Linked DNA regions of Homo sapiens: region 2 is linked to region 1. A link is an interaction called in ENCODE POLR2A ChIA-PET data of the cell type or tissue named here. Cell type or tissue: PC-3. All regions are shown on one strand. Links, peaks and the distances in the headings refer to the core of each region. The heading gives the core; the rest is flanking DNA.

Evidence for each region. ChIA-PET counts read pairs that join two places held together with the same protein. Peaks named below come from ENCODE experiments on the same cell type or tissue, not always from the same donor. Only the 100,000 strongest peaks of a DNase experiment are listed, where the experiment ranks them.
Region 2: POLR2A ChIA-PET joins it to region 1 with 5 read pairs; 3 of 35 experiments call an interaction of 5 or more read pairs at or near these places.

Annotation. Positions count from the first base shown.
Region 1 is chr2:188,040,566-188,044,972 of GRCh38, reverse strand. The region is part of intron 2 of LINC01090 (long intergenic non-protein coding RNA 1090); the gene reads left to right. Among named protein-coding and RNA genes, the nearest start is that of LINC01090, 240 kb to the left of the region's middle. In PC-3, for the core only: no CTCF peak of the experiment used is centred there; no DNase peak of the experiment used is centred there.
Region 2 is chr2:188,156,664-188,161,070 of GRCh38, reverse strand. All of the region lies in intron 2 of LINC01090 (long intergenic non-protein coding RNA 1090), which reads left to right. Among named protein-coding and RNA genes, the nearest start is that of LINC01090, 130 kb to the left of the region's middle. In PC-3, for the core only: no CTCF peak of the experiment used is centred there; a DNase peak (open chromatin) is centred at 2,530; H3K27ac peaks cover 1,205 bases.

The DNA.
Region 1 (4,407 bases), core at 83-4,082:
ACCTCAAAAGTAGGGAAGCCAAGAGTACAGCCTTCAGTCTGTAGCTGAAGGCCCAAGAGCCCCTTGCAATTCACTGGTGTAAGTCTGATATGGTTTGGTTCTGTGTCCCCACCCAAATCTCACTTTGAATTGTAATAATCCCCAAGATGTCAAGGGCGGGGACCAGGTGGCAGCTTTCCCCATACTGTTCTTATGATAGTGAGTTCTTTCGAGATCTGATGGTTTTGTAAGTGTCTGGCATTTCCTCTGCTGGCACTCATTCTCTTGCCTGCTGCCATGTAAGACATGCCTTTTTCCTCTTTTGCCTTCTGCCATGACTGTGAGGCTCCCCCAGCCATGTAGAACTGTGAGTTCATTAAACCTCTTTTTCCTAGTCTTGGGTATGTCTTTATTAGCAGCATGAGAACAGACTAATACAAAGTCCAAGACTCCAAAAGCTGAAGAAATTGGAGTCTGATGTTTGAGGGCAGGAAGCATCCAGCACAGAAAAAGATGAAGGCCAGAAGGCTCAGCAAGTCTGCTCTTTCCAATTTCTTCTGCCTGCTTTATCCTGCTCACACAGGCAGCTAATTAGATGGTGCCCACCCAGACAGAGGGTGGGTCTGCTCCCCCAGTCCACTGACTCAAATATTAATCTCTTTGGCAACACCCTCACAGACACACCCAGGAACAATACTTTGCATCCGTCAGTCCAATGAAGTTGACACTCAATATTAACCATCACAGATGGCTTTTCCTCCAGTTCCCAATGTCTTGTTCCTCATCTCTGTCTGAGACCTTATCAGAATGGCCTTTACTGTACATATTTCTATGAACATTCTGTTCATAATCACCTAGAAAAACTTCTAAGAATTAGGCTCCCTCTACAGCTATCCTCTTCTGAGCCCTCACCAGAATCACCTTTAATGCTCTGTTCATGGCAATATAGGTTTTTTCTATATTGTTCCTTCAAATTATTTCAGCCTCTATTTATTACCCAGTTCCAAAGCCACTTCCACATTTTTAGTTGTCATAGCAACTCCCAACTCCTGGTACCCACTTCTGTCTTAGTTTTATGTTGCTATAACACAATATGACAAACTGGGTAATTTATGTTTTTTCTTTATTTCTTCTAAAAAAGAATAACAGGATATATGTACAGAATGTTTAGGTTTGTTACATAGGTATACGAGTGCCATGGTGGTTTGCTGCACATATTGACCTATCCACTAAGTTCCCTCCCCTCACCCCTCACCCCCAACAGGCCCTGGTGTGTATTGTTTCCCTCTCTGTGTCCGTGTGTTCTTAATGTCAACTCCCACTTATGAGTGAGAACATGCAGTGTTTGGTTTTCTGTTCCTGTGTTAGTTTGCTGAGGATGATGGCTTCCAGCTTCATCCGTGTCCCTGGAAAGGACGTGAACTCTCTTTTTTCATGGCAGCATAGTATTCCATGGTGTATAGGTACCACGTTTTCTTTATCCAGTCTATCATTAATGGGCATTTGTGTTGATTCTGTGTTTTTGCTATTGGAAATAGTGCCTCAATAAGCATACATGTGCATGTGTCTTTACAATAGAATGATTTATATTCCTTTGGGTATATATGACAAACTGGGTAATTTGTAAAGAACAAAGACTTATTTCTCACTGTCCTTTTAACCACTGAGAGGTTAAATATTAAAGTGCTGGCATCTGGTGTCTAGTGAGGGCCTTCTTGCTATGGATACAAATGTTATATCCTCATGTGGCAGAAAAGCAAAAGAGAAAGAACCCACTTAACAAGTCCTTTTTATTGTGGCATTAATCCATTCAAGAGGATTGAACCTCACTACCTAAAAATCTCCTGTTAGGTCTCACCACTCAACATTGTTGCACTGGGGATTAAATTTCAACATGAGTTTTGGGAGGGACAAATACATTCAAACCGTAGCCATAGTAATTATTTCCCCACAAATTATTACCAAGTACTCTGTTATCTAGTGTCTACTATTTATTTTCAATACTGAAAAAGTGTGATTTGCTTTTATGTTTACTATAATAATTAAGAATAAGGAAAGAGTCCATTTTTTGAAATCGTTCTCATTTAACACATTTGGGCTAATTAAATGAAATTCTCAATGCTAGTCTTTTATGAACAAAAAAAGAAGAGAATATTTGAGTGCCCCAGTGGAAAAAATATGGCAAAAATAAAACAAGGGAAAGAACCCTCTGGCTATTTTCTCACTTTCTTTCTCAAGTCAGTTTATCCTTATGTCACTTTCCTCTGATCCTGCTTATAATGTTGTCTCTGTAGAACACATTATTTTAGTCTGCCCAGAACATTTCTCTCTCCTTCTTGTAGGTTGGATATGTGACATAAGTGAGGTGAGTCATGGCTAGCATTCATTAATCTGGCCAAATTGCCAGTATGGGAGTAGTCACATGATTCAAGTTAGGAAAAGCAGAGTTCTGTGGGGTTTTTCTAAGTAGAACTAGCAGGAAGAATTCTCTCTTCTCTTTTGGATATCAAGTATTAAATGTAGTCTAAAAAACCCTTCAGGGAGCAAGTCTTTTTCATGTGACAAAGCCCAAGAAGTATACAAGAAGCAGAAGGAGTCTTACAGGAACAAATCCTCAGATTCATACTCTAATGCCTCTGAGATGCCCGGTTCCTGCAGTTCTTCCTTTAATTTTTGCAGCTATCTTATATCCTTCCAATCCATCCCATGTTTAGATTAAACTATTTTGAATTTAGTTTCCTTCATTTGGAATGGAAAATATCTGCTTGAAGCTGCATGTTCAAAAAGGGAATGTCAAAGGATACTGTAGTATTCATACTTTATATACCTTCTTTAAACTGCACCTCAGCGATTCATCTGTACCAAATTTTACATCAAAATCAAAAATCTCCATTGCACAGACTCATTTATAACTATAACGTGGGTGTTGTTGGGATTCTCCATTTGCCTTCTCTAACATTAGACTCTGCTACACAATGATGCAATGTATGTTTAGTTTTTTCTACTGCAAAGACTGAATCTCTAGAATTGTTTTTCCCCTTGCTCTTGAGAGCTAACAGAATATTCAGTGTAACTTCTTGCCCACTTTCCATATTCATATGATAATCAGATATTTGCCCTGTTAGATCTTCTAAATTTCTAATTAATCACACAGTTTAACGTACAAAGAAAATTTAAAAATGCTCCCAAGTTTCTTTTTTTAAAAGAAAATTATTTTTTAAAATGTATTTTAAGTATGCTCTTCTTAAAATGTTACTTTAGCTCCATGGAGATAATCCTTTTTGATTCTATTCATGTTACATCTACATGTTCTTTAAATATCTGTATAAGAACTACCCTTTCTAGCACTACCTGAAATTTATAATTTATTCATAAAGCATTTTTATGATGTTTTTCTTTATGTTTTTGCATACTTTGTCTGCTTTTTTTCTGAAGTAAAATATTTTTTACTGATTATAATGTGAATACATAATTAGGCAGAAAATTAAAGCAATAGAAGAAATAATAAGAGTAAAATTTTCTCCAAATCGAAGCAGGCCATTGTAAACAGTTAAACTAAACACCTTTTTAATTTAAACTTTTGAGGTAATTGTAGATTTATATGCAGTTCTTAGAAATTACAGGGAAATATCCCTTGTTCCTTTACCCAGTTTTCCCCAATAGTAACATCTTGTAAAACTATATATTAATATCATGACTAGACTATTGACTGGATATTTTGACATGTGTGTTGCTAGTACATAAATGCAATTTATTTTCATATATTTATGTGAACTTACATATTGACTCTAGAAGGTATCTTCTTGCAGATTTTTTGTTTTGTTTTTATGTAGATAATTATGCCATCTCCAAGTAAGAACAGTTTTATTTTTTCCTTTCTCATCTGTTCACAACAAAGTGCTAAATTAGATATAGATTTTTTAATGCCTTTATCATGTTGAGGAAGTTTCTCTCTATTCCTGTTTTTCTGAGAACTATTTATCATGGATGGGTGCTGACTTTTTCAAATGCTTTTTCTGCATCAATTGGCATAATTATGTGATTTTTCTTCTTTAACCTGTTGTGGTGAATATTGATTTACATTTGTGAATATTGAAATTACCTTGCGCTTATCCCTGAAATAGACTTGACTTGATCATTTGGTCATGGTGTTTGTGTGTGTGCATGTATATATTTATTTATTTACTGTATTAGTTCATTTTCATGCTGCTATAAGAACATAAACAAGACTGAGTAATTTATAAAGGAAAGAGGTTTAATTGACTCACCATTCCACATGCCTTGGGAGGCCTCAGCACACTTACAATCATGGTGGAAGAAGAAGCAAACACTTCCTTCTTCACCTGGTGGTGTAGCAGGACAAGACGCAGACAAAATCCCTCAGACACTGAGTTGTAGAAAGAAGGGCTTTATTCAGCTGGGAGCATC
Region 2 (4,407 bases), core at 252-4,251, 120 kb before region 1:
TTGTGGCTAGTCAACTGTAAACCAACAGCAAGAATAATTTATCTGTGAAATTATGTAATCTTGGATCTCTATGATGATATTCAATATTTAGTGGCTAAGTCAAAACCTTAACATCTGGTAAGTGCAAAAATTATTATAACCCTAATATCAAGGAAGGTACTATGCTGCCATTCTATATTAAAACAAAATTAATTTTAGCTTTGGAATAATTTTCCTTTAAGCTCAACCCTTTCTAATTCTAAGGCTTCTGTGGTTAATAACTCTGCCATTTTACTAGACAGGCCTCAAAAAGGCCAGTTATATCCTAGACTATGGTGAAATGGGTGAACTCTACAAACACTGAGTTCTCACAGTTGAATCTACAAGGGACCATCAGTTAACTTAAGGGCAGTCAGTCCACTGGTTGGCCACCTATCCATGGCAACCGAGACAAGAAATAGCAATTTTCCTTCTTAGACATTTAACTAGTTTGATGAAAATGAAAACAAGTTAGCAATGAGAATGTAAGCTAAGAAGAAGTCATAGGTAGAAAGTCAGGACTATAAGGGATTACAACAAATCATAATTTCTAAAAAGCTGAAATTCTGCTTCAGTGGAAAAATTAATAGTAGAGGTTGAGATATCCTATCATAAATTTACCCAAAGAAGGACTACAAATTTAGCTGAGCCTCATCAATGGTGGAGCATGGAGTGAAAATTTTAGAGTCAGTATTTCCATAGATTCCAGTTTTATTCAGGTTTCATATTTCTCTCAGTTCATGTTGTTCAGCTTTGATTGTTCAGTATTTTATAAATTTGCATGTCCATACGTGTAATTTAAGATTCTTTTGGTTACAAATGACTTATGTAAAAATATGAATTTATCGTGGTACACTTAGGCCTATTATATATTCCATTCCATCAAAGAGTTGGGCCACCAGACAGGGGAAAAGCAAAATTTTATAAAACTTTCCTTAATATGCTAACATTAATATAACACAGGTCCTGCAAAACCAGTCTATCATTTAGTTTAAAATTATTTATTCATAGGAAAAAATATTTGATTAGTCTACCTTTTTTAGGTGTACCATTGATGATTCCTTGGGAAGAACAAAGATGTGGGGAGTGACACCCATGTTAAAAGAGGGTAGTTTTTGGAGTAGATGGACTGGAAAGAGAATTTAGTATGTATGCACCACAATGTTGATTCTTACAACTTCTAAATTATTTGAGATACGTTGACAAGTTTTTTTGTTATTTGCAAATAAAAGAGTCAAACTACCCTCAGCATTAAATTTGAGGCATTTACACATGGTGGCAATAATACATCTTCATATTTTTCAAGGAGTTATGAAATCCAGAGGCTCTCCAACCTGTAGTCTCAACTGCCCAATCAGATTTCCAACTTGAAGATTCCAAGAATTCCAGAGCATGTTATGAGTGGCTGAATATCTGGTCCCAAGTGAGGTAGCTGCATGCTAGGCTAGTATGTTTAGATAATTTTTCTATGAACTTTGTTAAGCTAATTTTATTTGTAAATAACCAAGCAAAAATCATAGCTTTTTCCTTAGAATGACAGAACGAGAGAATTATCTACACATTTCCTTATAGCTCTAATCATCATTTAATTCCTAACCCTTAATTCCTTGAGCAAATTCATGCAAAATCCCCATTCTATTTAGTTGGTCTCAATACCTGCATTTTCGAAAATCTTACCAGGCTTGTTCTTGAGTATTTAATGGAATGATCTGCTCTAGGTCTGTATGTACTAAGAAGTCTAGATATTTCTCAGATGCAAACACAGCTACTTCCTCGGCTTATTGGGAAGGCATCTTATGTGATCTGTAAATAAAATTCAAAACGTATTAGAATGATTAAAGGAGTTTTCTTTAAGTAACCGAAGAAAATAAGTTTAAGTAAAGTGCACTTTGCCTCATAACAATGTTAGTAATATTTTATACCTTGTTATCTCATTAGTATGTCTTATCAATGCTTTAAACTATTAATTCTTTGTTGAGAGGTATGTAAGCAGAAAGTGAAATTTTGTAAACCCTAGAAGAAAAATTCCAAAGCTCAAACATATGTATAAAAGGAAAATTTATTTTGCTTTTAACATTTGTTATATTTTAGAATGCCAAATGCTGATTCGGTTAGTCATTAAAAGCCAGAAAGCTTGGCACGTGGCTCACGCCTGTAATCCCAGCCCTTAGGGAGGCTGAGGGGGGCAGATCACAAGGTCAGGAGTTTGATAGCAGCCTGGCCAACATGGCAAAACCCCGTCTCTACTAAAAGCATACAGAATTAGCTGGGCATACTGGCAGGTGCCTGTGATCCCAGCTACTTGGGAGGCTGAGGCAGGAGAATCATTTGAACCCAGGAGGCGGAGGTTAGTGAGCCGAGATCTCGCCATTGCACTCCAGTCTGGGCAACAGGACGAGACTCCATCTCAAAAAAAAAAGTCAGAAAAAGTGTGTTCTGGAGTTAGCAGATCTGGGAATGACTATGCAAATACAAAGACATTCCAAAAGAGATATAAGCCAGGGGTTGCATTCAACTGAGTCAACCTTTTCGACATGATTTTATTGAAAGATGACTCAACTAGTTATTGCTAAGACAATAACATGGACAGTTTCCCATGAAGATTGGTGTGATACTGTTTGGAATAGAGACACATTAACTAACTTTTCATTAGTATAAAGAGAAAAACAAAATGCAGCAAATGTTCTGGTAAGAGGAATTTTATTTCTGGAATATTAATTAAATAGCAGAGTAATGATTAGAATGAAGGGACAACTGATAAAGTAGTTCAAAATAATCCCTTCATTATGGCAGTTTACTTTAGAATAATACGTTGGGTATACAGCTTTATGGAAACAAAATAAACAGTTCTCGATAACATAAAATTATGACATTAATTCACTGTAAAGGCCTCTTGTAGCTTGGAAGTTTATAAGAAAGTTAAACAGTTTTCAGTAGTGCAGGTTTGTGTAGATAATTTAATAAAGTAGAAATAATCTTAAGAAAAATGCTTTATGTATTTATTACAAACTAAATTAATTAATGAAAATCTTTCCTTTAGAACATTTCTGTTGACCAATATTTTATCTACCACATTTTGGAACTTGCTCTCCTGTATGTATTAATAATAAATCCACTGTATGAAGCCCTGATTCCAAGTGTGGCAATATATGAGTTCCCTAATATAAAGGCAAAGCTGGGATTATATTAAATTTCGTTTTTGAAGTTATTGTTATAAGACAGAATGAAACTTTTGTAATATTTATTTTTCTCATTTAGTCATTTAGAAATAAGAATTTATAGAGTTTTAATTTTGTAATAGATCCAAATTCTTGATTATAATTAATTTTCAGCAATAAGATTCACTTCTATTTGAAGTGATTAAAATAAAAGCTTCTTTATTAAGATTACAAACCTTAATAGATTCAAGTACTAGATATGTTTATTTGGATTTGTTTCTAAGGAATTAAATGTCACTGAGAGAACAAAGGTTTTTTTGTTGTTGTTGTTGTTGTTTTGTTTTTTACATACTTGCCACAGTTGAGCAGAACCCGCTAAATGAACTCCATTACCAATGTTACTAATGTTATTTTGGGTACTGATTTTAGGTGATTATAAAATAAAACAGTTTAGAGAATGTTTACACTATTATTTCCTTTACATAATTCATCTTATTCAAATTGATAATTGTCCTTTCTAACAAGAAATTAAATTGTGCAGATATTATTGTTAGAAATATTGGTATCGTTACTTACCTATCCACAATATCAAACATCAAAAAATAATAAAACCGAGCACAAAAAAGGCATACACATTGAAAAGAGAGAAATACAGCCATCTTTATGTATAGATGAATAATTGTCTATGCAAATAATCCTAATAAATCTACAAAAAGAAAACACAAACAAATACCAACCTCCTTGAACTAATAAGTGAGTTAAGCAAGGGTGCATGTTACCAGATCAACATACAAAGTCAATCCACTCCTATATACTGGTTATGAGTATGTGTGAAACATTTACGATTGCTCCACTGAAAATGAAAACTTAGTTACAAATCTAATAAAATATGTAAAGAATCCTCATGCTAAAATTTTAAAATGATAATGATAGAAAATTTAAAAAATCTAAATAAACGACATAATAAGAGACATCCTATATTCATGGATTGGAACATATTAAATGTGTCACTTCACCGAAAATTGGTCTGTAGGCTTAATGCAGTCCTTATTAAAATCCTAGTGAGTTTTATTTAGACATAGACATAGACAAAAGCATTATAAAATTTATATGGAAAAGCAAAGAAACTAGAGTAGTTAAAAACAGTTTTGAAAAAGGTTAATAAAGTGGGAGGAATCATTGTATCTGCTACAATTGAATATTACTCAGCAAAAGAACAAACTATTGATCA